2 separate regions of the Mus musculus genome follow, and region 1 is linked to region 2. Evidence: chromatin loops called from intact Hi-C (ENCODE). Cell type or tissue: gastrocnemius. All regions are shown on one strand. Each heading gives the region's core, and the rest is flanking DNA. Links, peaks and the distances in the headings are about the cores only. Region 1 overlaps Arhgef18 (rho/rac guanine nucleotide exchange factor (GEF) 18). Region 2 holds the start of Arhgef18 (rho/rac guanine nucleotide exchange factor (GEF) 18).

Evidence for each region. A loop is a pair of places that touch in the nucleus more often than their neighbours do. Peaks named below come from ENCODE experiments on the same cell type or tissue, not always from the same donor. Only the 100,000 strongest peaks of a DNase experiment are listed, where the experiment ranks them.
Region 1: a loop joins it to region 2, with 6 times the contacts of the local background. A loop is called at or near these places in 15 of 42 quality-filtered maps.

The regions. Positions count from the first base shown.
Region 1 is chr8:3,444,211-3,459,349 of GRCm38, forward strand. It overlaps Arhgef18 (rho/rac guanine nucleotide exchange factor (GEF) 18), which reads left to right. Exons shown (of 29, transcript NM_001370668.1): 19 at 679-857; 20 at 2,792-2,880; 21 at 4,173-4,358; 22 at 6,086-6,226; 23 at 6,571-6,704; 24 at 7,281-7,328; 25 at 7,421-7,468; 26 at 7,605-8,075; 27 at 8,828-9,161; 28 at 9,949-10,074; 29 at 10,162-12,391. The coding sequence ends at 10,325. Pex11g (peroxisomal biogenesis factor 11 gamma) reads right to left here. Exons shown (of 5, transcript NM_026951.3): 5 at 12,895-15,139. The coding sequence ends at 14,990. Among named protein-coding and RNA genes, the nearest start is that of Pex11g, 16 kb to the right of the region's middle. In gastrocnemius, for the core only: a CTCF peak has its summit at 6,676; a DNase peak (open chromatin) is centred at 6,659.
Region 2 is chr8:3,349,480-3,364,618 of GRCm38, forward strand. Arhgef18 (rho/rac guanine nucleotide exchange factor (GEF) 18) reads left to right here and starts at 3,958. Exons shown (of 29, transcript NM_001370668.1): 1 at 3,958-4,251. The coding sequence starts at 4,248. Gm30369 (a long non-coding RNA gene) reads right to left here and starts at 6,230. Exons shown (of 5, transcript XR_870091.2): 1 at 6,120-6,230; 2 at 5,374-5,441; 3 at 4,227-4,328; 4 at 1-455. In gastrocnemius, for the core only: no CTCF peak of the experiment used is centred there; a DNase peak (open chromatin) is centred at 8,779; H3K4me3 peaks cover 543 bases.

The DNA.
Region 1 (15,139 bases), core at 2,280-10,279, 93 kb after region 2:
GAGACCAGGTATGGTGGCACACACCTCTAATCCCAGCACTTGGTAGGCAGAAGTAGGTAGATATCTGTGAGTTTGAGGCCTTCCTGGTCTACAAAGTGAGTCCAGGACAGCCAGGGCTTGGTTACACAGAGAAACCTTGTCTTAAAAAATAAATAAAAAATAAAAATAAAGCAAAGGAGAGAGCTGCCCTTTTCTGGGTGGGTGGTGAACTCCCAGCACTTAGGAAGCTGAAGCAGGATCGCTATAAATTTGAGGCCAGCAGGGTTTCACAGTGAGTTTAAGGCCAAAAGAACCCATTAAAAAGAATACTAGGATATCAGTTGAAAAGTCTCCAGTTAGTAAACCATTGCTGCTTTGTGCTTGAAGACCAGAATTCATTCCCCAGAATCCATACAAAAAAGTAGGGTGTGGTGACATGCACTTGTAACGACATCCTATTGCCACCTGCCTAGCAGAGTACCAAGCACACTTGTGACATCATCTAGGAAACCAAAGTAGATGGCACCTGAGGAACGGCAGCTAAGATCACTCTCTGCCTTCCACACGAATGTGTATGCACACTGGGAGTCAGGGCACAGCTCACCTTGCAGTCCCCCTCTATACCGGCCTTCTCTCCAGACTCCAGCGTTTGGATATAGCAAGACTAGAGTTAAGTTTCCATCACCTTCCTCCATGCAGGACTCAAAGCCACCCGTCATCTCTCTGCAAAAGCTCATCGTGAGAGAGGTAGCCAACGAGGAGAAGGCCATGTTCCTGATCAGCGCCTCCATGCAGGGGCCAGAGATGTATGAGATGTACACCAGCTCCAAAGAGGACAGGAACATCTGGATGGCCCACATCCGCCGGGCCGTGGAGAGGTGAGACAAGCTCAGGGTCTCCCTCCTGCCTGGCTCATGCTCTTGGGTTTGAGAAACCACTCACTTGTGGCCTTGATCTCCCAGACAGACCACTTGGTTCATTGTTTGGTATGGTGGGTGGGTGGGTGGGTGGATGAGTGGGTGGGTGGGTGGGTGGATGGATGGGTGGGTGGGTGGGTGGGTGGATGAGTGGGTGGGTGGGTGGATGGATGGATGGGTGGGTGGGTGGGTGGGTGGATGAGTGGGTGGGTGGATGGATGGATGATTTTGAGAAACAGTCTCATGCAGCTCAGGCTTTGCTCCAACTCACTTTGTAGCCAGTGATGATCCTGATTCCTGCCCCCACCTCCCGGGTACAGGGCTGAAAGGAATGCACCACCACACCCAGTGTATGCAGTGCTGGGGATGGAACCTAAGCTTCACGAGTGCTTAGTGAGCACCCTAGCACTTGTCATAACTGAACTGACAGAGTCTAGTCCTTCTCCTTCTAGTAATAGCAACCTGTCACCATGCTCACACGGCCTGGATATCTCTGTATCCAGTGAATGAGAGGCCAGGCACTTCTAACTTGGACCTTTATTGCGGGCCACTCAGCTAAACAGCTTGAGGCCAGCCTTGTTAGAGCATGTTATAATGCCCTATCTTTGTTTTCTGGGCTCCTGCTTTACACTCCCGCCATGCTTAGCTCTGAGTGGCCCATGGCCTCCAGTGCCTGACAGTCATCTGGAAATAGCCACCTCCATGCCACATGAGAGGCTGGAGCGAGAGTTCAGTGGCTAACGGTGCTTACTGCTTTTGCACAGGACCCAGGTTAAGTTCCAGGTACCCACATAGGGTGGCACACAACTGCCTGTCATTCTAATTCAGGGGATCTCATACCTTTTTCTGGTACCCACAGGTACCTGCACGTACATATGCACATACATATAAATTAAATACAATAATAAATAGTTACTAAGAAAGGTATACAAGAAGCTGAGCTTGGTGGTGCATGCCTATACTCCTCATATCAGCAACCTGAGGCAGAGGGATCACAAGTCATCCCTTTGAGAACTGTCATGTGTTGTTGGTGCCCTTGTCTTCCCTTCTCTTCCTCCAGTCGAAGTCCCCCACAAAAGCACAGGCCTGGGGCTATGACTGATTATTGATAGAGTGTTTACCCAATGTGCACAAAGCCCTCACTGCAAACCCCAGCACCATATAGCTCAGTTTGATGGTGCGTGCCTATATTACAGCACCTGAGTAGTAGAGGCAGGAGGACCAGACATTCAACATCATCCTTGACCACAGTAGATCAATGCTACCCTGGGATGACACATGGTGCCTGTTGTCTTTAAAAAGCAAAACCAAACAAACAAAAAACCAGGCGGTGGTGGCACACACCATTCTTTAATCTTCACGGTCAGAGAGGTAGAATCAGGAAGATCTTGAGTTGAAGGCTAGCCTGATCTACAGAAGGAGTTCTAGTCAAGGCTACACAGAAATCCTTACTTGAAAAACAAAACAAACAAAACAAAGCAAAAAAATCAGCAGTACAGGGTGGGGATGTCGGTCAGTGGAGGAGCCCTTTTATAGCTAATCCTGGCCCTGCCCCAGGAATCTTTTTCATAGTTACATGCCTTTATCAGAGCAGTGAGCTATGGCATGCATGTGGAGGTTGGAGGATAACTTTGGGCAGTCAGTTATTCTCTTCTATCATATAGATCCTGAGGGTAGAACTCAGGCACCAAGGCCAGAAGAGGATATTGGATGTCCTCTGTCATTCTCTGCCTTTACTGCTGAGACAGTCCCTTCTAGATCTAGGGCTCCATTATCCCCCAAGCTATCTTGACAGCACAAGAGGGTCAGGAAGAGATTGCTCTGCAGTACTGGTGTCGGGACAGCTAAGCCACGAGACACTGATGGCAGCCGTCTGTCCCCTCCTCTCCCTGCAGCTGTCCTGACGAGGAGGAGGACGTTTTCAGTGAGGCTGAGGAGAAAAAGATAGCTGAAGCCCGCACCATGAAACTCCAGGAATTTCAAGGTAAGAGGGGTCAGCACCTTGGGCAGGTTCCTCTTGCAACCCGTGGGCCCACATCAAGCTTGTGTCACTTCACTGAGGTTTAATGCTCTTAGCATAAGGTTCGCCCGTTTTGAAGAGTTCAGTTCAGGGGCTCAGTAGGGTTGACTAGCTTCCCCTGGGTTCCAGCATCAGTACCACACATACACAAGGACATGCATGGGTCAGGAGTTCAGGGGCATCTTCAGTTATGTGGTGAGCAAAGCTTGCCAGAGCTAAAGGCCAAACAAACAAATAAGCAGAAGAGTAAAAATTAAACAGCACAATAAAAAATAAGTACATGGAGCTGGGTGTGAGGCAGAGGCAGGCAGATCTCTCGAGTTTGAAGCCAGCCTGGTCTACAGAGTAAGTTCCAGGATAGCCAGGGCTACACAGAGAAACTGTCTCGGAAAGAAAAAAAAAGTATTATGTATGTGGGCAGTGGACATACAACCAATGTTCTTAACCACTGAGCCATTTCACCAGCTCCAGGAGGCTGAGCTGGGAAGATTAGTGGGAATTCGAAGGCAGCCTGTATTAAAGATAGCTTGCCACCAAGCCTAACAATCCATAGCCTGGCTGTAATTGGGTGACCAAGGAATGGGGAAGCTCCACCCTATGGGGGGGTGGGGGGATAAAATCCTATCGCAACAAAACAAACAGGGACTGGAGAAATGGCTTAGCAGTTAAGAGTGCTTGCTGCATCACCATGTAGGCCAGGGTTCAGACCCAACACCTACATAACGAGCCAGATATCCTATGCACACACGTAGCGACAGGTCTGAAAAGTGAAGGCAGGATTTGCTGGCTTTCAGCATAGCTGAGAAAGCAAAGCCCCAGTTTGGGAAGAGACCCTACCGCACGTGAATACGCAGAATGATGGAGAAGCACACCTGACACCCTCTTGTGGTCTTCAAGCGTTTGCACAGATGTGCACACCCAAACATATTCATGCACGCTCATATGCACAAATAAATAATTTGGGAGGCTTTTTGAAACAGGGTCTCTCTATGTAGTCCTGGCTGTATTTCGTGGACCAGAGATGCCTCTGTCCCCCAAGTGCTGCAATTAAAAGCGTGTGCCACCTTGCTCAGCAAGTAAATGTTTAAAAAAAAAAAAACAACAGCAACAACAACCCAGACTGGCAAGGTGGATCAATGTGTAAATCCTTGCTGCCAAGCCTGATGACCCAGGTTTAATCCTCTGGTCCCACCCTCACAGCCTGACTCCAAGGCCAGGTCCCTAAGGCTGACCACCACCTCTGGGTTCTCCTGTAGAGCGACTGAGCCTGAAAGACCAGCTGATTGCCCAGAGCCTTCTGGAGAAACAGCAGATCTACCTGGAGATGGCTCAGCTGAGTGGGCTGGAAGAGTCAGCCCAGAACCGAGGCCTCTTCCGAGGAGGAGGAGACCCCTCTGAGACCCTGCGGGGGGAGCAGATTCTCAGATCGGCCATGAGTGAGAGTAAGTTAGCCTCCCCACTGAGCTATGCTATGATATTCCAGGGCGGGTTACCTGGGGGACCAAAGCCAGGCTCAGTTCTCTATTGCTCACCCAGGACCACCGTCATTTTGCTTTTTTTTATAATCCAGGGAATGGAATCCAGCATGTGCAATGGCTCTACAGCTGAGCTCTACCCAAATCCTTTAAGCACTTACTCAACAAATGCTCCCTGGGTGACCTTATGTTCTGGGGTAGGGGGAGGAGGGGATAAAGCTTGAGCCTAAGAGATGGCCAGCAGGTAAGGGTACTAGCACCCACATACGACAGCCTGAGCTCAGTCCTAGAGATCCACATGGTACCAGGAGAGAACCAACAGTACAAATACAGGTTGTCCTCTGACCTCCACACGCGTGCTGTGTCACATGTGTACACTGGAACACAAACCAATTAATCAGTGTAAGCTAGATTGTTGTTAGGAAAACATAGGTCCCTAATAATATCCTCAGGAAAATACATATGCTCTTTTGAGGGACTTCTGGAGTACAGAATGTACCCTAACCTTGGGCCAGAACATTACCTCTAGCTCTGGCAGGCTTGCAGGCTAAACGCCCGTGGTGTAAACCATGGGGTATATATCACCTGCCGTCTTCACACAATTCTAGCTTGACCATACAGAGACACCTCTGCCAACCTCAAAGCTAGACCTGGTAAGGGCAGCCTTTATTGCAACAGGACCACCTAGCAGTACCAGTGCAGCCACCAGGGCTCCATGATGTCGAGCAGGGTAGGAAACCAGTGCTTAATGGCTCTCTTCCATCAGCAAGTCAGATCACTCAACCCTTTGCCAGCACAGATTAGCAAAAGACCCAGTGGGTGTCTTGCTCTCTCCAGCAACACCTGCAATGCCCTTTCACCTCTGCCTCCTGGGCTATTGTTCTTTGCCTCCAATAACACTGACAAATGTGGCACTTGGACTGGGACTATTTTCCCTGCTTCTTCACCTGGCTAGAGACTTTGAAATACTAGCAGGCCATTGAACGGTATTAGACCACTCTTACCCTCATGGATAGCCCTCTTATGTGGCTCTTCATTTAACATGTGTCTCTTACTAGACCTAGGTAAGGACTGGTACATCACATCCCTAGGCCCAGACAGGGAACTGATGACAGACCCAAGTAACATTAACACCAGTCCAACTTGGTGAATCAGTAAGTTTGTTTGGGTCATCTACAGGAAGGAGCAGGGATGAAGGTTTGCTTACAGCTTAAAAGCAGCTGTATCACTGAAAGCTACCCCAGCCTAACAAAAGCTAGGACCTTGAAACTTTCTTCAAGACTTGCAGGTGAATTTGGCTGGACAGGTTGAAGAGCTCTTCTCCCCAGCAGTCCTTTCTGTAGGTAACCTTTAGTAAGTTTCAGGAACTTCGTGAGATTTGTACATTGTTGAGTTCCTGAGTCTTAACAAGCTTCCCTTCAGAACTTCCTGAATCTTAAGGAGCCTATCTCCAATGGCTGCCTGATTGCCTTGGCCTCTCCCTTAGATGCTGAGGATGATGGGGGCTCTGTTGTTAGAGTGCTTGACTAGCACTGGCTTCTACCTTCACCACTGCCTAAGCTGAGGTAGTGGTGTATACCCTTCATCTTAGCACTCACTGCCACACTTGCTCCTTGCTCATGTCTGGACTTCCCCACTACCCGTAGTATAACCTCATCACCTGCTGACTCATGTCCCCCACCTCTCCCTCACAGTTGAGGGCATCCAGAGCCTGATCTGCCAGCGGCACCTGGGCAGCACCAGTAGCCAAGTGGAGGAGGGAAGTGTCTCTGCAGGCCTGCCTCGGCGGGCTGAGACCTTCGGGGGCTATGACAGTGTGGGAAGCCCTAGCAAGGGTAAGTGTGTCACTTTCCTCCGAGGCTGTGCCTTGGGAAGCCCATGCGCAGCAGATCCAGTGTTATGTACGGTGTAATTTCTTGAAATTTTAGTTTTGAGCCTTAGCCTTTAATGGCCAAGTTATCTCTCCAGACTTGGGAGTGTAATTTCTGACTGAGAACATTCCTCGGATTTCTGGGTATTGTGGGCTCTGTACTACAAACAAACAAATAAAAAATAAAATAAAGCAGGCCTCCAGGAATACACTAGCCTGCATTTATTACATGGGCTGGTCTCAGAAAAGGGGGATCCCAAGCCTTGTGGGATTCATAGCATCCTCTTGTTTTCTGCTTGGGGTCTCCAGGTGGCAGCTTTAAAAGGAAGGTATCCAACAGTGACCTCAGGCCCCAAGACTGGCAGGGACCTGCTAGCAGCCCAGACTCCAGGCCCTGTGACAACAGCGCCCCCAGTGGCTGCTGTGAGGAATCGCCACAGGCTGTAAGTGGCTTCTGATCATTTTGATTTGCATGGGTAAAGACAGTCCACGTTGACATAACGCGACAGCCTTCAAAATTACTCCTGCAAACTCCTGGGAATGGCAGGTAGTAGCTTGGGAAGGAGGCAGAGGGGAGGATGGACACAACATAGTTGCCTCAACTTCATCAGGTCCAAAATGCCCCACATTGTTTCCACAAGCTATACAGAGTGTGTGGTGACATCTGCCAGGGCTCCTGACTGGCCCTTCCCTTTGACGCAGCGCATCCATTGCTGTTGAGGTTTCCAGAGGCTAAGGCTACCTGCCCTGGCTGTCTTGAACTTGAACTGGATGTGTATGTGTTTATTGCATGAACAATAAGCTTCATAAGCAACAAGCTTCACTTCCAAGCCCACCCTACTGTAGAGCGTCAGCCACCCACCCATCTCCCAGCCATCCCAAAACCTTCGTTTTCCAGACTCTCAGATAGGCATACATCAGATGGCCATAGTCACAGCCCAGCACTGAGTTCTGTCTCCTCCCGTAGTGTGCTGTGGTGGTTTAGATCCCATTTGATACTGTCATTCTTGTCTTAATAGGTGGAGATGCCTAGCACAGAGAGCCTGCCCACTGTCCTGGAATTAGAGGTACCGCCCCTGCTCCATCTCCCACAGGGACAGCATGCCCATATGCCCTATGTACCATCATCAAGTAGACCAATTTGGCTTTCTCTCTGCAGCTGGTCCACCGGGTCCAGACACTGTCGCAGTTGCTTCTTAGTCTCCAGGTACCTGCAGCATTAGGGAGGGACTGGCTGCTCCTGCCCTTCACTGATGGGCTGGGTCTAGCCAAGGGCATGACTCTCATCAGACCCACCCCGTCCCTGTCCCTGTCCCTGTCCCTGTCCCTGTCCCTGTCCCCAGGCGGTCATCGCTCAACAGGATAGCTATGTGGAGATGCAAAGAACGGCCATCCAGGAGCGCGAGAAGCAGTTCCGGCTGCAGTCAACACGTGGGAACCTGCTGCTGGAGCAAGAGCGGCAACGCAACTTTGAGAAGCAGCGTGAGGAGCGCGCCGGTGTGGAGAAGCTGCAAAGCCAACTTCGCCAGGAGCAGCAGCGATGGGAGCGGGAGCGGGCACGCCAGCAGCAGGAACTGGAGCTGGCCGGTGCGCGACTGCAGGAGCGAGAGGGCGAGGCACGCCAGATGCGCCAGCGGCTGGACCAGGAGCGCACCGAGCTAGAGCGACAGCGCCAGGCCTACCAGCATGACCTGGAGCGTCTGCGTGAGGCCCAGCGAGCAGTGGACCGTGAACGTGAGCGCCTGGAGCTGCTGCGCAGGTTCAAGAAACAGAACACTGTACCAGGGGCACTGCCCCCGGAGGTGCTGGCAGAGGTTAGTGGGCCTGTATGGCCAAACCCACTAAGCTGGAAATGTGGCTCAGTTTTGTGCTTGCCTAGTGTGCATGAAGCCCCTTGTTCCAACCCCAGCACTGTATTTAAAAAAAAAAAAAAACATCAAATGTGGTGGCATAGCCCTGTTATTCTAGCACTGAAGAGTTAGAGGTAGGACATTAGAACATCCTTGGTTACATAGCAACTACAAGACCATTTGGGCTATGTCAGACCCTAGGGCATTGGTGCCGGGCCTAACATCACATACTTTTTTACCTTTAATCCCAGCACTTAGAATACAGAGATGGATCTCTGTGAATTTTAGGCCAACCTGGTCTACACAGAGTTCCAGGACAGCCAGGGCTACATAGAGAGGCCCTGTCTCCAAAAACAAAAAAACAAAAAAAAAGTTTATGAGTAGTCAGATATAAGTTGTGTGGCCACATTTGAGAGAGAGAATATGAATATGGCTCAGTGTGACCATGGGTATACACATACTGATGTGCTCCAAGAACTGTCAATCACCAGAAGCAACTATAGATGGAAGCAGTGCTCTGCAGAGTGCAGAATAGACCTTCCTAGCTGCAGACTGGATGCAGAGCTGGGTGGGCAACACCCATTCATCTCTGAGCATTTAACAGCCATGTTTGATCCTCCCCGGGCCAAAGCCACCAGAAGGCTAGGAGGCCTGGTGTGGGTTAATAGCCACCAGCAGGCTTAGCAGCAGTAGGATGTGTCTTCCGTTACTTCCAGGCCCAACCTGCAAGCCACCCTCCCAGCTTCAATGGCGATGGGCTGGAGGGGCACTCGGCCCCAGCCAAAGCACCAGGAACCCAAGGGAGCGCGATGCTACATGGCACAGGACCTGACAACGTAGAGCGACCCGAGGTGGCCCGCTGGGACAGTGCCCCCCCTGAGAGCCGGCCAGCCAAGAGCGATGTGCCCATCCAGCTACTCAGTGCCACCAATCAGATTCAGAGGCAGACAGCCGTGCAACAGCAGATCCCCACCAAGCTGGCCGCCTCCACCAAGGGTGGCAAGGAGAAGGGCAGCAAGAGCAGGGGTTCCCAGCGTTGGGAGAGCTCAGGTGAGCTGCACCCCACCCCCACCACTCAGAGAAGCTGCACACCCCTCCCAGTGGACCTGTCCCAGCAGCATATCTGGAATGCAGACAGGGAGGCAGATAGGCAAGCACCAGTGTGCGCAAGAAGACAGAGAGGTTCACTTTTCCAGTTGCATTTCTGTTGTGATAAAATACCCTGACTCACAGTTCCAGGTTTGAGTCCATCGTGGTGAGGAGTCAGAGCAGTGAGAGCTTGAGGCAGCCTCTCATAGCCATTCAGGAGCAGAGAGAAATGAATGCATGTATGCTTAGTGTCCGGCCAGCTTTCTCTGAACCACGGCCCAAACCTAAGAAATGGTGGCGCCCCAGGCTGGGACTTCCACACCAGTTAAGGCAAATAAGACAGATACTCACAGATCAGCCTGATGTAGAAAATCCTTCCCTGAAACTTTTGGCCCAGGTTGTGTTGACAAAACTAACCATCATGCTCATTTACTTAGGGCTTACCAGCTGAGGCACAGGACAAACACTAGGGCTGTACCCAGCATCTTTGTCCCCTCACCATAGAGATTCCCTATCCCCTGTTGACACAGAAGGTATTGTGGGACTACTCCGTAAGCAGAATCCATGTCCCAGTGATCATGGGGAAGGGATGTCTGCTTGGAAGCCACACACTTCTCTCTTGCTGACACTGAGTGACTCCATGCCACCTTTCAAAGTACTTATCTGGTGCCCACTCGGAAGTACGAGTAGGGAAGACCCACCCCACCAGATGGCATAGAGCCGGGTCCTAGCGCCTTCCCTCTTCCAGCGTCCTTCGACCTGAAGCAGCAGCTGCTCCTCAGCAAGTTCATAGGCAAGGATGAGAGTGCATCACGGAACCGCCGTTCACTGAGTCCCGTCCTGCCTGCCGCCCATGGGTCTGCACCTGCCTCAGGTGAGCCCAGCCACTGGCCATTGTGAGCCCAGCCACTGTTTGTGGTGGCATCTGACACTCCCGTAACCACCCCCAACTCTCTTCCAGACCCCTGCTTCCCAGCCCCAAGCCCGGCCCCAGCTGCCACACCCCCCGAGGCCTTCAAGTTCGGAGGCACATCACTACCACCTGTCTCCCCAGCTTCCTCGCTGCCAACCACACCACTCGCCACCACAGATGAAGTTAGTAAGGAAGATGTCATCTTCTTCTGAGGGGCCATGGCCCCAAGGGCAGACCCCTTTCTGTCCTGATACCCTTTATGTCTCTGGGGATCCTATGGGTGACTGTACTGTCTGGCCGTCCCCTTCCCCTGCACAAGCACAGCCAGGCACTTGTTCCCTTGAGATTGCCCAAATGGTATGCCTTGAGTCTCACAGCTCGCTATAGATTTAGTGGCAAAACATGGGTAGCCCCCTTGAACACACATACATACATGCATATATATGTATATGTGTGTGTGTATATATATATATATTATATATATATGTATGTGTATATATGCTCAAAGTTCTTTTAAGTTGAAGGTGGAACCCCCCAGAGGTATAAAGCCCAAGACTTGGGAGCCAGCCAGGAGACAGAGCAGGGCAGGCAGGTCTGAGAAGATACCGGCTCCAGGGGCAGACTCCATAACCCCCAGGAATCTCTGAATTAAACTGAGTCATTTTGCACCAGAAGGCACTAGAATCACCCAGAGTCCAGCGAATCTCCACTTCCAAAGCAGCAACTGGCACTGGCCACAGCCTTGACCAGAAAATGGCCTGGGCAACTCCAGAGGATACAGAAAGACTCAGGCAGCCCCGGGCAATCCATGGAGCAATGGACTGGATCTGCGGGTTCAGAAATCAATCTGATGAGGGGTTACCAACTGTCACTCCTTGCAGTAGGCTGGGGTCTTCCCAACTCTGCTTCTCAGGGGGCACCTGCCATGTCCGCCCATCCACCTTACCTGGGATGCAGAACCCCAGTTTCAGCAGGGCAGCACAGACCGTGTTTGATCGCTGTGAAATGAGCAGATTTTTCCTGGTCCTGTCAGTGTTCTCACAGAAAAGCAGAGCTAACACATTCAGGGACATGTGGAGGAATAGCCTAGTGACATTGCCGGTGAGTAGCCACAGATGGCCATCTTGGTACCACCTCAGCCTGTGCAGGAGTCGGGACAGCAGCTGGTCTTCTGGTCTGGTCTTGTTCCTAGACCTGGGCAGGTCTGAGTTCCAGGTCTACCACATTTAGACCTGGCTGAGGTCCAGAATCATCCCTTAGCCAGGTTTCCCTGCTATACCCTACCCTGAAGTACTAACAACAGGCAGGACCAAGTCCTACGCTTATGGTTCTTAGTCTCCAGAGCCCATCGTCCTAAGAAACCACTACAAAGACCCTGCCCTGTGATACTTAGGTAGACAGTACCTTAGATGGTCTGCAGACTGCCAGGCCATCCCCACCTCTGTGGAACAGGGAAGTGTCAGAGGCTGCTGGCATGAGCAAGAGCCCTCCAGAGCCAAGACCTAAGCACTCATGAGCTCAGGGAGCGACTGTGGGCGTAGTTACCAAGAATCCAACCGCGAGCTAGTAAGACAACAGGGTGCTGAAAGTGGTGGTCTCTGACGACTTCCGGGTGCCAGGAATGGAGCAGGGTCCCCCTTGTCCTCATCCCTAGGCCTATGGACCCCAGCACCCGAATAGCTCTTACTCTTGTCCTTCTGTTTCTATCTTGTGTCCGGAGTGTGTCTATATCTTCCAGACCTCATTGTGCCATGTTGCTAATCAGTGTTTTGTGGTTTGTTTTGTTGGTTTGGGTTTTGTTGTTGTTGTTGTTTTGTTTCTGTTTTTGTACTGAGATGTATCTGAGCACTTTAGAAAAGCTGACTTTTAAGTTCCCACTCTGTGAAGAGAACATTCCAGTACCTAACAAGAGCTGGGTGGGCTCACCACCAGACACCATGACTTTTTGGATTTAGAAGTTCAAATGGTTTCCACTTGGCCCTGGGAAGGATTCAGTGTATCCCCCACCAGGTGGCCAGGTGGTTCTCAGCTGTGTACTGTAAACAGTAGGACAGTGTCATCAGTTACCTGTCACCAGCAGCCATGGGTCCCTTCCTGGCAGATCTCATTTGTGAAGATGGTGAGCCAGCAGCATTCAATCTCCCTTGTCAATCGTGTCCATGATCTTCGCCTACCCCTGATTATTTTCACAGCGATAGCAGAGCATCCTGGCAACAGGGTATTCTGGAACCACGCTAGAACTTGTGACCAGATTCTAGCAATAAAATTATCCAGAGCATCTCAGGCTGAAACAGACCTTCTTTGGGGATTGGGAATGCAGAGCGTGGAGCTGTGCCCTGCCAAGGTTTTTGTTGATAAGGAACACAAATGTCGAAGGTGAGCCAGTGCAGAGTAGATCCGAGGATGTGGTTCAGTCAGAAGAGCCTCGCTGAGCATGCATGAGGCCCCACATCCTATTTCCAGTTTGGCATGGTGGGGCACAGTTGCCATCTCAGCACTCAGGAGGCAGAGGCAAAGGATCCGAGGTGTAAGGTGGGGCTGGGGAGATGGCTCAGTTCGTAAAGTGCTTGCCATGCAGGTGTGAGGGCCTGAGCCAGGTTAAAAGCCAGACTGAGCAGCATACATCTGTAATCCCAACACTCATACAAGATGGGAAGCAGAGACAAGAGACTGGCCAGCTAGCATACCGTACACAACAGTAAGCATTGAAGAGACCCTGTCTCAAGCACCCAAGTTTGTCCTCTGACCTTCACACACACACACACACACACACACACACACTTTAGTTATTTACTTTTTTATTTTATGTTTAAGGTCTGGGGGCTGGAGATGTGGTGGTTCAGTGTTGAAGAGCACTGGGTACTCTTTGACATGGCCTGGGTTTGTCTCCCATGGTGGCTCCAAATCATGTTAACTCCAGTTCTAGGGGACCCAACCTCCATAGGCACCAGGCATGCGTGAGGTACATACACAAGTAAGTCTTTTTCTGAAAAATAAAAGTTTAGTTGGGTATGGCGGCACACACCTTTAATGCCACCACTCAGGAGGCAGAGGCAGACAGACCTCTATGAGTTTGAGGCCAGCCGAGGCTACATAGGGAGTACATAGGGAGACCATGTCTCAAAAAGAAGTTTCACGCGTCCTTGACTACATAGTAAATTCAAGGCAACCTAACCAAATAAGACCTTGTCTCAAACACAGAAAAATAAGCTGTAATGGGGACTGGAGCTCAACTGATGGAGGACTTGGCTGGTACACATGAGATCTTAGAACCACTGCACAGCTCGGGTGGGCTGCCTTTTCTAGAAGTATCTGTCCTTTGGTTCCATGTCTGCACCATACACTGTTCATGTCAAAGTCTTCCTGTGCAAGGCTTGGACCTCAAGCTCAGCCTGTCTTCCTGGCACCCTGACTAGGTAAGGCACTCATCTGAGAGCCTCATGGGCTCAGTCTTTAGGTGGGGAACAGATACCAGGACTCCTACCTGATGGTCTTAAGAGTTCGAGCAGGTGGGACCACCAGAGATAGGAGCTGATCCTGGCCTACTCATGAGCTCTGCACAGGTGCCCATAAGCAAAAGGGTGGAATGCTTTGCTGGGGTCCTCTAACCCTCCACCCCAGTGGGTCCAGCATCCCGGTGGCCCACAAACACCTATCTTCCACATTTAAAAAAAAAAAAAAAAAGTTTCTTGGACTTTGGCCAACACCAGAAGGGGAGAGGGCCAGAGGGCATTGTATCTTGACAGTAGAGCACACAAGTCATCCATCCCTAGTAGGGAGGGGGAGAAAGGGAAAGAAAAGACATTGCTGTACTTAGGAAGGAGCCTTGCCTGTGCAGCAGGACTGTCTCAAGACAAACACAAAAGGTTGGATCATATAAAGTTCAAGGGCCACTGTCTCCTAGGCTGGGCTCAGAGTCTCGCAGACATGCTTAGCTTTCAGATCAAAAACGATGCATGTGAACAGGTGAAGGCCCCATGAGTACTGGCGCCTGCAGCCAAGCCTAACAAACCAAGCTCAATCTCTAGGACGTGGATGGTGAGAGCCGTGACACACACGTGCACACACACACACACAAATGTAATAAACACTCAAACTGCTTAAGAAGAAAAGGCACAATCTACCATGGTCTCTTTGATAGAGGACACAAATCCATCTACACATCTTCAGAGAGGCCGACAACCATGGCCTGGCCCCAGCTTAAATGGGAACACTGCAGCCCTTGAGGTCCCTCATTTAAGGGTGGCCTTCCTGGAGGCAGTGACCAACAGTTTCCCTCTGAGAACCACAGGAAGTGCAGAGCGTGATCCTAGTCCTGGGCTCAGTGGGCAGAGGTCAGTCAGATTCTGAGGCCAGTAGGCTGGGGGGTAGAACAGAGATGAGTGGTTTCCCACTCGTGTTCAGTGCACTTGTGAGAGCAAACCTTGTGACATAGGCCCAGAGGAGGGAAGGCCAGAGTGAGACTGCTCTAATCACCTCATGCACACACTGGCACCATACCAAGAGATTTTAATAGACATTCCTATATTCCAGCTTTGCCGAAGCCCGACCTGAGGCATGTGTCTCTCCCACTCACCTTTAGGCAAGCCAGCAGGTAGGAGGCTCTAGCAGTGTCCTCCTGGGACTTTGCAAACCTTGCCCTTGGCTCTGAGAGTCCTGAAGTTCTCATGTGCCCCCCTCTTCCCAAGAAAGCAGCTTCCCCTGAAACCCTGGCTGGGGCCTGAGAAGATCTCATTTCAGCCCCTTTCCCACCCTGCCCAGGGGCCAGCACCGGAGTACACACTTATGGATGCACCAGTGGCCAGTGATTCCCACTCTGGGAATCTGAGTCCTGTTGAGCACCACAGTGTCCTCCACCTGCCACTTCAGGGCCTCATCAAGGGCTGTCTGCCTCGGCCTGTCTGCCAGCCCTGACAGCTTGGCATGTGCTGAGGATGGAGGAGATGGTGCCCATGAGACCCACCAGCCAAGGAGGGAAGCGGCCAGCCCACAGGACACCTCGGGGCAACCAGTGCACAGCATTTGC
Region 2 (15,139 bases), core at 3,971-11,970:
GAACATCCGGACGGAAGTGGGAAGTGTGGGAAGAACTGAGAGGCTTGAGAGTCACCAACTGGACACAGCAGACAGAAGGAACAGGTGCCAAGACTGAGTATGTGAGAGACAGGTAACAGGTCATGTGCCAGGATGTGGAATAGAATAGTCAGGTTAACCTAAATGAGGTGAGATGGCTGAGAGGTGGCCAGCTAAAGTCTAAGCTTAATAGATAATATGTCATTATTATGTCTATATGACATTATTCAGAAGCTGGCAGGTCGAGGCAGCCCAGCAATAAAGACTGAATGTCTCTGCAGTCCCAATCTGGTGCTGGAGGTCTGGAGGGTTCCTGGAGAGCTTCTGGTCTTCAGTCTAAATTGGAATCCCAAAGAAGTCTGAATCCAGTTCCAATACCAGAGAAGAAATGTCTCAGCAACAGGGTAGATGAACAGACTGGTATGAGTGAGGAGACACTGGAAGATATAACCCATATTCAAAGTGAATCTTCCTACTTCGAATAATCCAATTAAGAAAATTCCTCATAGGTGTCTGCCCAGCTGCTTGGGTTTTAGTTAATTCAATATGTGGTCGAGTTGACAATCAAAGTTAGCCACCTCAAGGGCACAGCCTGACCTCAGCAAGTATACACACACTGTCAAAAATGTATTTAGGCATGGTGGTACAAGCTCTCATTCCAGGCTGAGGCAGAAAGCATGTAAGTTGTGAATCTGTCTGAACTATAAATTAAGTTCAAGACCAAGCTGAACAACTTGGAGAGACCCTGTCTTAAAACAGCAAGGTTTATAATAATAAAAGTGGGATGGGGGTGAAGAGGTGGCCCAGTGGATCAAGTGCTTGCCTCATGAGTCTAAGGACCTGTGTTCAATCCCAGGAATCCACGTAAAAATATCTGGACACGGTAGTACATACTTGCACACTTGGGTAATTCCAGAGCCAGGGACATGGAGATAGGCAGGTTCTGGGGCTTGCTGTCCAGCCAGCGCAGCCTACTTGTTGAATTTGAGGCCAAGGGAGAGACTTCATTTAAAAAATAAATGGGAAGCACCAGTGGTGTGACACTTGAGGTTCCTCCGATGACATCCAAGGTTCCTCTGATGACACCCAAGATTCCTCCAATGACACTCAGGGTTCCTCCAACGACACCCAAGGTTCCTCCAACCTCCACCAACACAGACACACACACACACCTGCTTGCACATCGACACTCACACACAACGCATGATGCATTTAACCACCAGCTTTCAACTGTCCTGAATTCTTTTATCTCATTACATTTTTATTTATTCAATGTCCGTGTGTGTGGCTCTGCATTGCACAGTACACCTGTAGAGGTCAGAGGACAACTTGCAGCAGTCATTTCTCTCCTTCTACTAACCTGGGATCAGGAATCAAATTGAGGTAAGCAGGCTCCTTTATCCACTTAGCCATAACACAGGCCCAACATTCCAGAAGATTAATGATCCACTCCTGGGAGCCAAGACAAGCCGGAGAAGTCTGCAGGGGTCTGGCGAGTCTGAGAGGCTAGATGTGGTTGAGTGTTTGTGTGAGATGCTCTTGTGTCTCCAGATTGGCGCTGTGTAAACATGTGTCTCGGAGGTCTCCGTCTCCTTTGGGGTGGTTTGAATAGGAAACACCACCCATAGGCTTGTGTATTTGAACATTTGGTCCCCAGTTGGTGGTACTGTTTGGAGAGGTTATAGAACTTTTGGGGTACAGCATTGCTGGAGAAAGACTGCCACTAGGGATAAGTCTTGAGAGTATGTAGCTTCACTGCCCTTCCAATTTGCACTCTGCTTCTTGGTGGTAAATAAAGATGTGATCTCTCAGCTTCCAACCCCTGCTTCCTTGCCTTCCTGGCATTAAAGTACATCTAGCCTGTTGCACTCACCTCGTCCAGCAAGAAAAACGCAACACAGTCGGATTCTTCTCAACAGCCTTCTTTATTTCAGGAACACCTTGCTACGGGAACTCCGGAAACCCAGGAAGGACTGCTTATATACACCCCAGCACTGGGGAGAGCTATGTGTCCTCCTGGGATTGGTCAGTCTGCCGGCACTTTGATTTGTATGCACCTGCTCGGGAGGGGTTGGCGCCAGATTCGGGCTATCGCCTGCGCAGTGGCGTTGTTTATGGCGACGGTGTACCGGAGGCCGGCGCCATCTTTTAGGCGCCCGGCTGCCTACACTAGCCCTCTGGAACTGTAAGCCAAAACACACTTTCTTCTGTTGCTCTTGCTTGTGGTGCATCCTGTGTGCCACGGCATGGCCTCACTGTCTATACTCTATGTGTGTTCACCTGTGCATACAGTTCCACATATATGTGCAGAGCCCAGAGTATAATGTGTGTCTACTCAGAGCTTTCTGCGCGTATAGACACTACTATTCTACACAGCATGTGTGTAACTGTGCTCAGCTTCTCATGTCTGTGCAAAGACCAATGTATCCACCCAGGAATCTCTGCATGTGTGAATGCTGCTATTTGTACATTACTGTTTCCCAGAGGGCCACATTTGAGAACTCACAAGAGTTTCATGCTAAGAGACCACTCACTCAGTTCCAGTGTGGAGCCAAGTTTAAACCCTTCTTCTGCTCACCTTTTCAGGTACTGGTGTACCCATCCTGGTAGGAGTGAAGATAGTCTATATTCATTCCTATTATTAAGTGTGTATGTGTGTGTGCACATGTGTGCATATGTGTGCGTGTACCTGTATGTGTATTTGTTTGTGTGTGTATATATATGAATGTATATATGCAGGTGGCTGTGGGTATGTGCGTTTGTCTGTATATGAATATGTGCTTGTGTGTGCAACTGTCTGGGGTATGTGTGTTTGTCTGTGTGTGGATATGTGCGTGTGTGTGCATGCAATTGTGTTGGGTGCCTATAGAGGTCAGAAGGGGCACAGGACCTTCTATAGCAGAAATTAAGCAGTTATGAGCCACCCAGTGTAGGTGTTGGGAACTGAACTCAGGTCCTCTAGAAGACTAGCAAGCACTCCTAACCACTGAGCCATCTCTCCAGCCCTGCGCATACCTCTTGCCTTCTATTTAAACCTACATCTAATACCAGGTCTCTAAGGATGGACTTGGAGGGGAGAGGTGGGAGGAGCAGGGGGCCGTTTGGTCCTCTTACAGGTGCAGCAACCCTGAATAGATACATTTTTTCTACTTCTCACTGTTGTTTGCCCTGGTTGCCTAGACTTCCTCTGAAGACTGGGCTGGCCTCAGATTCAGAGGTGCGCCTGTCTCTGCCTGCCCAGTGGGATTGAAGGCGTGCACCACCACATGCACTTATTTTTGAGACAATGTCTCTCACTGAACCTGGAACACTGGATCAGACTGGGTAGCCTGCCCTTCCCTGGGATTCTCCTATCTGCCAGCTCAGTACTGGAGTTCTCACAGGTGGCCTTACCACACCCTGACTTTATTTAGTCAGGTGGGGGTGGGGAACTAAAATCAATTCCACTTGCTTGCACAGCAAGCACTTGACCCTTTGAGCCATTTCCTCGACTGACTTTCTTAGAATGAGTCGCTGAATCTGGTTTGTTAGGAGACTGCCAGGACTCAAGCTCTAACCTTAACAGCTCTGGTAACAGTGCGTTAGTTGAAGAAGTGGAGTTAGCGGTAGTGGCAGTATTTACACCGGGAAAACAGACAGATACCAAGCAGAATGATCGCTGGTAGACATTTACAAACCCAGCGTTCAGCTCCACATGTTTCCATGGGTCCACACACCCACATATGTGTCTGTCCCCATGTGTGTTCCAGCGTGTGTCTGTCTAGAGACATGTGACTTGCATGTCCCATGTGTCTCTGTTTGTGTGCCCGAGTGTTAGGGTGAGGCCCTCACACCCCGTTCCTCTTCAGCAGTTGGCGCCACAGGAAGCTGCCGGGTGGGGGTTCAGTGCTGCTGCCTCCCCTCCCCTCCCCTCGTGGGAGGCTTTACATTCTTTACTTTACTTCCCCGTGACGCCTACGGCAGGTACAGGCTGAGGGTGGACTCCCAGATCCTCATAACCCACCTCCATTTGTTTTCTCCTCTCCTTGCTGACCCCTGCTGCCTGCTGCTCAATATTGATGAAGACAACCATAAAAAGCCGGTGGCTTAGAAAGAGGAAACTGGGCAGAGTTGAGCCACTCTGTGGTTAGCCTGGCTCATGTGTCCCTTGAAACCCTGGTTGTGTGACATGGGAGCTGCAAGAGCTGTTAACAAAGCCAGTTACCTACCTGAGCAAGAATCGGGAACTCATGGGTGAGTGACTATCTTGAAGAGTGGTGGGCACTTCGGGATCTGCACGTCTGAGAGTCTGTGAGGCAGGAGATTGACTCCTATAGCCGGGACACAACAGTAAGAGAGTGGGGCAGCTGTTTGCACTGCAGAGATCAGGAATCCTAAAATGACCCTGGAGGGTGCTGGGGAGATAGCTCAATTGATAGGGTGCTTGCTTAGCATGGGCAAAGTCCTGGGTTTCATCCCCAGCACTGCATAAGTCAAAGCTGGGTGTTGTACGCTGTCAAGCATCACTTGGGAGATGGAGGCAGGAGGATTAGAGGTTTAGGTTATCCTCAGCTACATAGGGAGTTCAGAGGCCACCTGGTCTAGAGGAGACCTATGATGGAGTCTGAAGGAACCTTTTGTAAGCAAAGCCTGTGTGGGGACGGAGGAGTAGGGGGCCAGGGATGAGGGAGGAAGTCTAAGCGCCTTTTCAGCAGGTGTCCGTGTTTTGCCTTGTTCTGTTTTGTTTTGCTTTTGAATCTGGGTCTCACCATGCAGTCCAGGCTTGCCTCCAACTCCCAGCATTCCTACTTGTGCCTCCCCAGTTCTGGGGTAACAGGTATGCACGCATACCACCACACTGCAGCTTGACCTCTTCACCTTTCAAAGCATTGGCTCTGGGGTTTTGTTCAGCCTTGCCTGACACAGACTTGGAGAATCCTGTCTGCAAAGCAAAATTTTAAGGCTGACATCTGCTGAAAAGCCGATCTTTCCAGGTCTTCCAAATGGGGACCACCCTCTGCTCAATAGCCCTCCAGCTGTAGGCCCTTAACCCTGGGGAGTCACTGGTGGCTCCCTTTGTGGCCCAGTTTGAGGAACCTCCCACAACAACTGCCGGAATGGAGTGAGGTGAGGAGGCAGGCTGTGGTTTGTACCAGGCACACCCAAGACTACAGTTTCCTCAGTTTCTGTTGACTTTGTGCACTCTCGGGTGTAGGAAGGCGACCCCTGGAGCCATGTATCAGTGGATTTAGAGCTGACCACTCTAACGGAGGTGGTGAGTTAGGTAGGAGACAGGCTTTGAATGTGGCTCCCACAGGGCTGACCCTCCAAGAGAGTCACCCTGGTTTCTGAGGGAAAACTCCAAGTTGTACCCACCTTTAAGCACCCTTCTTGTGACTGTAAATTCCTGTCTGAGGCAGCTTTTCATGGGTCTTGAAGAGGACCTAGGGAGATAACACAGAATAAGAACTTGGTTCAGCTCCCCTAAACTCATGAAAAAAAAAAACAGGTTTTGAGCATGGTGGTGCAGGCCTGATAGCTCAGCACTGTGGAGGCAGAGACAGGATCACTGAAGCTCTCCGACTAGCCAGTTTAGCTGAATCAGTGAACCTCAAGGAGAGTCAGGGAAAGCCGGTCTCGAAAATAAAAATAAGAAAAAATAAGGTGGGAGCCAGCAAGACGGTTCAGCAGGTAGAGGCTAAGCCTGAGGACCCGAGCCTGAGCCCTGGGATCCATACGTTGGAGAGAGAACTGACTCCTGCAAGTTGCCCTCTGACCTCTGCTCACGTTCTGTGGATTGTGCCCACACGTGCAAATTAATAATCAACTAATAATTAACTAAGTTTATAAAAAAGACAGAAAGCGATTGTGGGAAACACTCCATGTCAACCTCCTGCCTCACACACATACACACTTGTACACACACCAGCATGTGCTCATGCATAGGTCACGCGCATGTGGTTAACTGCAAACTCCTCAGTGAATCTGGACTGAACCATCTCTGACCCCCAGGTCTCCCCAACTCCCAACACCGATCTAGGAATGCGCTTGGGCTCACTCCTGTGGTTAGTGCTGGAGCGTCATTTTAGATAGGTCATGTGTTCGAATCCTAACATTCCCACCTCTGGGTGACATTGCACAACCTCTCTGGGCTTCTATGTGAGGAAAAAGTCCCGAGGTCACACACGAGAGATGGTTGAGCTTGGTGCCTGGCAGATTGTAGCAGCTCAGAAAACATCAGTCACCCCGCCCTTTCCTTTGTTCTGTGTTCTTGTGGTGAAGTCTTGCTTCCTGGGCTGTCCCCACCCATAAAACATGTATATGTCACAGGCACTTCCTGTGTTTTACCTCAAAAGAAAGCCCAGTGGAGTCGGAGGGGTAGTTTGGTGGCGAAGAGTACTTGCTGTTCTTGCAGAGAACCAAGGTTCAGTTCCAAGCACTCACGTGGGGTGGCTCACAACCACCTGTAATTCCAGCTCCAGAGAGCACAGCACCCTCTTCTGATCTCCAAGGGCATTGCATGTCCAGTGCTCATATGGTAGGTATACATACATGTAGGAAAAACACATACATAAAATAAAAAGAAATAAATCCTCTTTTAAGGCTCATAATATACCCATCCCTCAGTTAGTTCCACTGCCCCTATTTCTCTGAGATTTTCTGTTTCCTTTATCCACTATCAACCTAAGTCTGAAAATCCTACTTAGCATGAAGTATCCTGAAGGAATTGGCATCACTTTAATTACTGCTTTTATTGTCTTTTATGTTTGATTTTTTTTAGTTTATCCATTTATTGGTTTTAAAATGTGTTCTATTACATTTCTTTATATGTATGTGTGGTGTGCACATGTGTGCATGTGTGTAGAGAGCAGAGAATAACCTGTAGAAATCAGTTCTTTCCTTCCCACCATATTGGTCCTAAGAATCAAACTCAGATCGTCAGACTTGCTGGCATGCACCTTCTCCTAACTGAGCCAAGTCGCCAGCCCTGTGTTGCTGATTTTCAGGATGATTTTCTGTGGGGGATGGGAGCATATGAGTACAAGCACCATAGGAAGCCAGAAGAGGGAGTTGGATTCTCTGGTGCTGGATTCACTGCTTATAAGCTACCTACCTGGTAATAATGCTAGGAATCAAACTCAGACGTTCTGGAAGAATAGCACATGTGCACGCACGCACACACACATGCATGTACCCATACACACATGTACACATGCATGCACACAAACACACATACACACATGTACACATGTATGCACACACATACATGCACACATACACACATGTACACACATGTACACACATGTGCACACACACATACAGAAGTCAGGAACAACTTTTAGGATTCGGTTCTTTCCTTCCACCATGTAGGTTCCAGAGATCTTCTGGTCTGGGGGCTAGAGCCATCTACCAGCCCTTGTTTTGTCTTTTTAGAACAGTCTTTTCAACCAGGCTGAATCCAAACCCATCCTGATCCTCTTGCCTCGGTCTCCCAAATGCTGAGATTACAGCCATGCAGCTCCATGCTCAGCATTGATTGTTCTAGTTTATTACTGGCTACACTTGTCGATCTCTGACTATGTCTAATTGAACTTCATCATAGGTATGTGAGCCTGGGGGAAAGTTTGTATGCAGCAGCTATTGCCATGGTTTCAGGCAACCACTTAGGACATTCAAATGCACTCCATGGACTGGAGTGATACTCAGTTGGTAAAGGAAAACACATTAATGATTAACTCAAGAGTCACCAATAATCAGTCAGTGCCAAACTAAGGGAAAGAATTAAAATCACTCTGCTTTGGAACAGTTTTAGAAAGGTAGAGGCTAGATTTGAATTCTCTACTTCTTTCTCCTTATCTTCTATCATCTCCTTACTGTCCACTGTCTGAGTCTGAATAGGTGCTAGACTGTATGTTGCCTTGTAAATCTATCCCAGTGTCTGTGTGTCCATGACTAAGTGCTTTGCTCTGTATTTATTGAACTGCAAAGAAAGAGCCACAAAGGGAAGGAATGGGTTTTTTTTAAGAAGAAGGGTTGAAGTCACCTGCTCCAGCTGACTCATGTAACAAACACAACTGGAAGCAGACTTATGAGCCTATGTTGAAACCTCATTTATGGTAGTTATTTGTCTTATAAGGTTCTTTTAACCTGTTGGCTATTTGATAAACAACTAAGCTGAACCATCGAACATGAGATGCTGGACCACATTCTGGTCCCTTGCAGAGAGCCTTTGGGTTCTCAAGGGTGCCCCTTCTCTCCTTGTTCCTTTCCTCTCTTCTGTTTCTCTTCCTTCCCTTGCTCTTCCTTCCTTTCCTCTTCCTCCCCTCCCCTCTGTTCCCTCTTGTTTCCTTCCCAGGGGAAGATAGCAGTCAGCCAAAGTCAAAACATGTAGGACGCACAGAGAGAAGACCAGAAAGAGACTTTGGGGACTATTTGGGTTCTGAGGGGGGAGGATTCAGGATCGTCTCTGGCTTGGTGGGGGCAGAGGCGGGATGGGAGTGGGTCAATGGTCGGGTGCAGGGAGACAGGATCATAGATAGTCCCAGGTTTACAGTTACGGTGGTTGGAGATCATGTGCCTCACACCACTATTCTGGAATTTGCTTTCAGTACAGTATTGCCTGAGTTTCATAGACAATTCAATATTTTATTATGAGGGAAGAGGGACTATGTAAGATGAGTTTGCCTTAATGTGAGCTTCTGAGTGTGTCCTGAACCAAGTAGGCAGAGCCTGGAATTTGGGGCCATTCGAGAGGAAACCAAGCATGGGGCTTCTACCACCAGGGGGCAGCACCCGCATGGACAAGTGTAAGTTTGCCATGTACCTGCACATACACGGCTTTCAAAACCACCTAATATTTGTTATTATTTTACATTCCCATGCCCTCCCAACCTATCCGCTTCTCTTGCTTGACTCCCCTCCCTTCAAATAGTTTTCATTTCTGCATATATATATATATATATATATATATATATTCAAATATATCATTATTCTCTTGACTTCCTCCTTTCCCTAGCTTTGACTTCTTTCTCCCTCATACCATACTATACTAGTCCCTCTCTCTCTCTCTCTCTCCCCCTCCCCCTCTCCCTCTCCCTCTCCCTCTCTCTCTCTCTGACAGTTTCATGTAGCCCAGATTGGCCTCAAACTTTGTATAGCCTCTCTCATACATATAAATATATATATATACTCTAGATTATGCATGTGAAAGAAAACATGCAACATTTCTATTCCCAACTCTGCTATACCTCACTCTTGGTGATCTTCAGTTCCATCCACTCTTCTATGAATGACATAATTTCATTCTTCACAGCTACATGAAGTTTTCAGTCCATTTTAGCCTTGAACTTCTGATGTTCCTGCCTCCACCTCCTGAATACTGAGAGTCACACTGTCTACAGCCACACCTAACTACACCTTGATGCTCAGATGTGGGTCCACCTGCACAAGTTGGAACTCAACACCTGTCATCCCAGTCATGAGGAGACAGAGGCAGGAGTCAAGAGGACCAGGAATTCTGGGTTGTCCTCTGCTCTATAATAATATTGACCAGCCTGGAGTACTTGAGGCCTTGTCTCAAAAAAGTCAGTTGCCTAGCATGAAGGAAGCCACAGGTTCTGTTCTCAGCACCACATATACCAGGCATGGAGGTACATATGTGTCATCTCAGCACCCAAGAGGTTAAAGGACAAAGGTTAGATGTTAAGAGCCATCCTCAACTACACGGTGAATTCCAGGTCAGTCTGGGTTACTCAAGATCCCTTCTAAAAGAAAATCTATATTCTCCCTCATATGTAGACTCTATCCTACAATGCACACAAGTATACTACACAGTGTAAGCAGCTGTAAGTGTAGACACAGCCTAACCTTGATGGAGCTAAGGGTGAGATTAGATGATGAGAAAGGGCATGAGGCAGGAGAGAGGATATAAAGCTGTCTTAGTCAGGGTTTCTATTCCTGCACAAACATCATGACCAAGAAGCACTTGGGGAGGAAAGGGTTTATTCAGCTTACACTTCCATACTGCTGTTCATCACCAAAGAAGTCAGGACTGGAACTCAAGCAGGTCAGGAAGCAGGAGCTGATGCAGAGGCCATGGAGGGATGTTCCTTACTGGCTTGCTTCCCCTGGCTTGCTCAGCCTGCTCTCTTATAGAACCCAAGACTACCAGCCCAGAGATGATCCCACCCACAAGGGGCCTTTCCCCCTGATCACTAATTGAGAAAATGCCTTGCAGCTGGATCTCATAGAGGCATCTCCTCAACTGAAGCTCCTTTCTCTGTGATAACTCCAGCTGTGTCAAGTTGACACACAACTAGCCGGTACAAAAGCTAACAGGTTTTCCTAGTTTCAGCTCTGCTATGCTTTTGGTGTTGTGTGTATGGTGTATACGTGCATGGAGATGTAATTGGAAGTGATAGCGAATCCTCACAGCTTCAACGAGAGGCTACTCTGACAGCACAGAATTCACGGAGATGCACCAAGTGAGGCACAGGGTGGGTGTTGGTGTGAGTGGCTTCCCTAAACCAGTTGTGTGATCTTTTTATTTGAGTTAGTCAGAACAAAGTGATTTTATTTTTTTTTTGGTTTCAAAAAAATTGACATTAAAAGAAAAACAAGAGCTAGAGAGGTGCCTTAGCAGGTAACACGCTGGCTTTGCAAGTTTGAGGACGTAAGTTTGGGTCCCAGGACCCATGCAAAAACAGCTGAGCACTGTGGTGTGTACTTAAAACCCCAGCTCTGGACAGTCAGAGACAGGCAGACAGACCACTAGGGAACACTAGCCAGACAGCATAGCCTAATGGGAGAGCTCCAGGCTAATGAAAGATATTGTCTCAAAAATAGTATGGACATTGATCCTCAGGAGTGACTAAGATTGACTCTGACCTTCAAGTGCATATTCAAGCACACATGTACACCATATACCAGAGTCATACAGTCACAAAATCATGTGTATGTGTGTGTGTGTAATAGAGAATTTTCACATTTTCTATGTAAATAGATAATTGCCCTGTCAAACACACAATGAGCACAGAAATACACAGAGAGGCAGACTGACAGACATAACCAAGCTCCCCTCAGATGCAGGGTGGGCTTGTTGTCTCTCAGGAGTGTCTTGTTGGGCCAGAGTGAGTGGCCCCCTGGGTCTGGACTGAAGGAGACCTGGAGGCGCTGAGCCCTGCTTTGCCTGTAGCCCCAGGATCTGCCCCTCTCCACTGTTACAATGTCTAGCTCTCCTCCTCCAACCCAGGCTCCCGTAAGCTGATGTCTCTGGCAGGCCTTGAAGGCAGTCTCCGCCCTCCCCCCCCCCCTTGCTGGCAGGGATCCCCAGTCTAAGCTTCTGCTCCCTGGGGCCGATCTGCACCCTCCTCACATGCATGAGGTACCCATGGCTGACTCGGTGCTCAACCACTCCTGGCCGGCTCTCTCCAAGCTGTGGCTGAAGAGATGGGCATTTAAGCGAGGTAAGGAGGCAAGCAGTGGACCGCCACCCAGTCAGACACCCCTAAAGCACTGGCTAATCGTCCGCACGGGAGGTTTGTTTTTGCTTGGTTTTTTTGTTTGTTTGTTTGTTTGTTTGTTTTTTTTCTTAGCTGATTGACAGGCTTTGCCCAAGTCAACCTCAGAGACTATAACTGCCAATTTTTCCCAGAGCACCAAGGACCTTAATGAACATTGGGGCTCCTTTTTTTTTCTCAGAGAAAACGTTTCCCCAAGGCTCTGTGAGAAATTTACAGTAGGAAAATCCACCACATCACCAGCTGGTGAGCTCCCTTCGGGAGCTTGGTAACTGAGCATGGGTCCCTAGCATCGTTGGCTCCTGGAATGGTGACAGGACGAGTAAACCATCCAAGGCAGACAATTGAAATGGGGAGATTGGAGGGGGTGAGGGACGTAGTCAGTAGGGTGCTTGCCTAGCTTTCGTGAGGTCCCACCCCAGTATGCTGTGACTTGGCCGTCATGCTAGCACTCAGGAGGTGGAGGCAGAAGGATCAAAAGTTTAAGGTCATCCTTGGCTACATAGTTGAATTCAAGGTCAGCAGGGACTCCATGAGATTATGTCTCAAAAAAGAAAGAGAAAAGGAGATTTTAAATTCTGAAGCATGCACCTCTCTCAAGCGTGCACACTTATGCAAGCACACACACACACACACACACACACACACACACTGGTTCATGTTCTTTCTAGGGTAACGGGGGCCTTGGTTTAACTATGTAGGGATTGGATTCTTAGATTACATTCCCTGTGGCTTGCATGAGCACTCCTTAGGATGAGACCATGTTCTGTTCCCTCCCTATCTCCCTCCCTCCCTCCCTATCTCCCTCCCTCCCTCCCTTTCTCCCTCCCTCCCTCCCTCCCTCCCTCCCTCTTGAGAGAGCATCTCACAAACCCTAGGCTGGCCTCAAATTCACTATGTGGTCAAGGATGACCTTGAATTCCTGATCCTCCTGCCCTGAACTGAGCATGGCACCCTTGGTTTTCTGGCCCTCTATGCCTCCATCTTCCCATAACTGCTGGTCAGACCTCTATCTATCCCAGCCACCTGCAGATATCGTATGTTTCCCTGTTCAGAATATCATTGTTTCTGTGATGAAGGGAACGGTGTACCTGAGAGTACCACCAGGTCATCTGATTCACACACTCTCTTTGTGCTGAGACCGGAAGACCCAGAGTCTATGGCTGGGGCTGGAGAGAGAGAGGTGGCCTGGGAACTGGGGTGCAGTTAAAGAACAGTCATCAAGATGGACTTACTGCCCACTGTTGACCTTCACTGAGGCTGGGCTCAGAGAGGCTGAGCAGCCTGCTCACACAGCCAGCACATACAAGGAACTGGAATTTGAAACCAATTCAGTTCTGGAGCCGCTTTTGTGATGGGTTCTATCGTTAAGCAGAGATGCCCACATGGGATGTCTCCCAGAGCCAGTGGAGGGTACTAAATCCATCTGTAGTGGCAGCCTGGGAGAGTTAGCTCACAGGGCATGGATCCCTAAGGTGTCCTCCTGCCGCCTGGGTCTTGGATCCTAGCCATCCAGCACGCCTTGTTTTTGGGTTCAAGCAGGTTGAGATGATGATTTGTAGGCCAGCAGCAGGTGGGGGAGTGAACTGTAAGCGCTGACAGTGACTCTTACACCCTTTTATGGCTGAGGCCACAGGGGCTGGTGGGGGCGGGTGATGCTGCTCTCAGTCTGAACCTAGCTCATTAGAGAAAAGCCAAGGATCCTGAGTCCCTTTCCCTGTGCAGGCCTTGCCTCGTCTAGCTGTCTAGCTTTGTTAGGTGACTCCTTTACCTTTGATTCTCTTGTCATTAGTCCTAAAGCACTGGGGGAAAAGACAATATGTGAGTGTGTGTGTGTGTGTGTGTGTGTGTGTGTGTGTGTGTGAGAGAGAGAGAGAGAGAGAGAGAGAGAGAGAGAAAGGCATGCATGGGCCTCTGCTCACCTGTCTCTACCCTCAAAGCAATAGGATTGCAAGTATTCATGGCCTCATGTGGCTTTTTACACAGATGCTGGGCACTCCGGTCCTCATATTTAGGGAACAAATGCACTTCCCTCAACACCAAGAAGGGCTTTCCCATGCTCCTTTAAGATTCAGTAACTGACTCTCTGAGTCCCTCATAGGACCCTCTGGGGAAATAACGAGGCTAGACTACAGAGCCAGGCACAATGTGAGAGATGACTGAGACCTGCTATGCCCCCATGCCCAGGGCAGAGGGGCTCTCTATTCTCTTCCCTCAGCTGCTACTATAGTACCACCTTCTGCTCATAATTTTTAAGTTCCTTTGCAGTCAGTGACGATGCAGTGGTCTATATCTGCCCTGTGGTCCCTTTCTCTCTGGCCTCTCAGCCTCAGTTCTGCCCACTTGCATCTGTAAGACTCCAGCCCTGCAGATTACCTGAATGTGCATCTCTCCATCTAGCTAATCTCCCCACCCACCCACCGGTCTACCCATCCATCCGAGCATTCTCCCTTGCAGCCCTCCACCCAACCATCCAGCCTGGGATCTAGCCAGTAAACTAGCTAACTGTCCTATATTTCTATCCTTCCTCTGATTCATCCGCCCAGCCATCCTTATATCTATTCTTTCTTTCTTCCATACAAACTGTCATGTAACTATAGAACCATTCCAATAGATAACTATCTGCCATCCACCCATTCACTCATGTAACTCTACATCTTCTATCTGACTAGTCACCCAGCCAAACCTACAGTCTAGCCAGTCCAAAATCCATCCACCTCCTACCCAATCACCCACCCAATCTCCTAATCATCTATCCATCTATTCAACCAACCATCAATCAATATCCATTCATCCATACATTTAACTACCTACTTCTCATCCATAAGTCATTTAGCCATCAACCTGTCAAATCAACCATCCTACAATCTTCCATCTATTCAATCATCCACATACCCTTCTATCTCTCTCTCTCTCTCTCTCTCTCTCTCTCTCTGTCTGTCTGTCTGTCTTTCTTTCTGTATCTGTCCCCCCTCTACCTTGTGCTTGTAGACAAGGATGTAAGCTCTCAGCTACTGCCCCAGCATCATGCCATGCTCCCACCATAATGGTCAAAGACTCCAACCCTCTGGGACTGTAAGCCCCCAAATAAATTCTTTTATTTTATAAGGAAGAAAGAGAGAAAGGAGAGAGAGAGAGAGAGAGAGAGAGAGAGAGAGAGAGAGAAGGAAAGAAAGAAAGAAAGAAAGAAAGAAAGAAAGAAAGAAAGAAAGAAAGAAAGAAAGAAAAGAGAGAGAGTTTATTCTGGCTCAGCTTAGGGGTGCCATCCATCATGGTGGGGAAAGCATATTGGCAGGGTCTTGAAGCAGCTGACTGCATTGCAACTACAATCAGGAAGCAGAGGGCATTGAACGCTGGTGCTTGGCTCACTTTCATTAGTCAAGGGCCACAGTTTTGAATGGTGCCACCCAGAGTGAACAGGTCATCCTGCCTCGGTGAACCTAGTCGAGAGCATCCCTCCCAGGCATGCCTAGAAGCTTGTCTTCCAGCTGATTCTAGATCCTGTCGAGTTGACAGTCAATATTAACCACCACACTGTTGTCCAGGGCAAGCAGTGACAGGTACAGAGTCAAGTCCTAGCTTCCCCTGTCCAGGAGGAAGTCCTGATCCCTTTATTCCTCCTT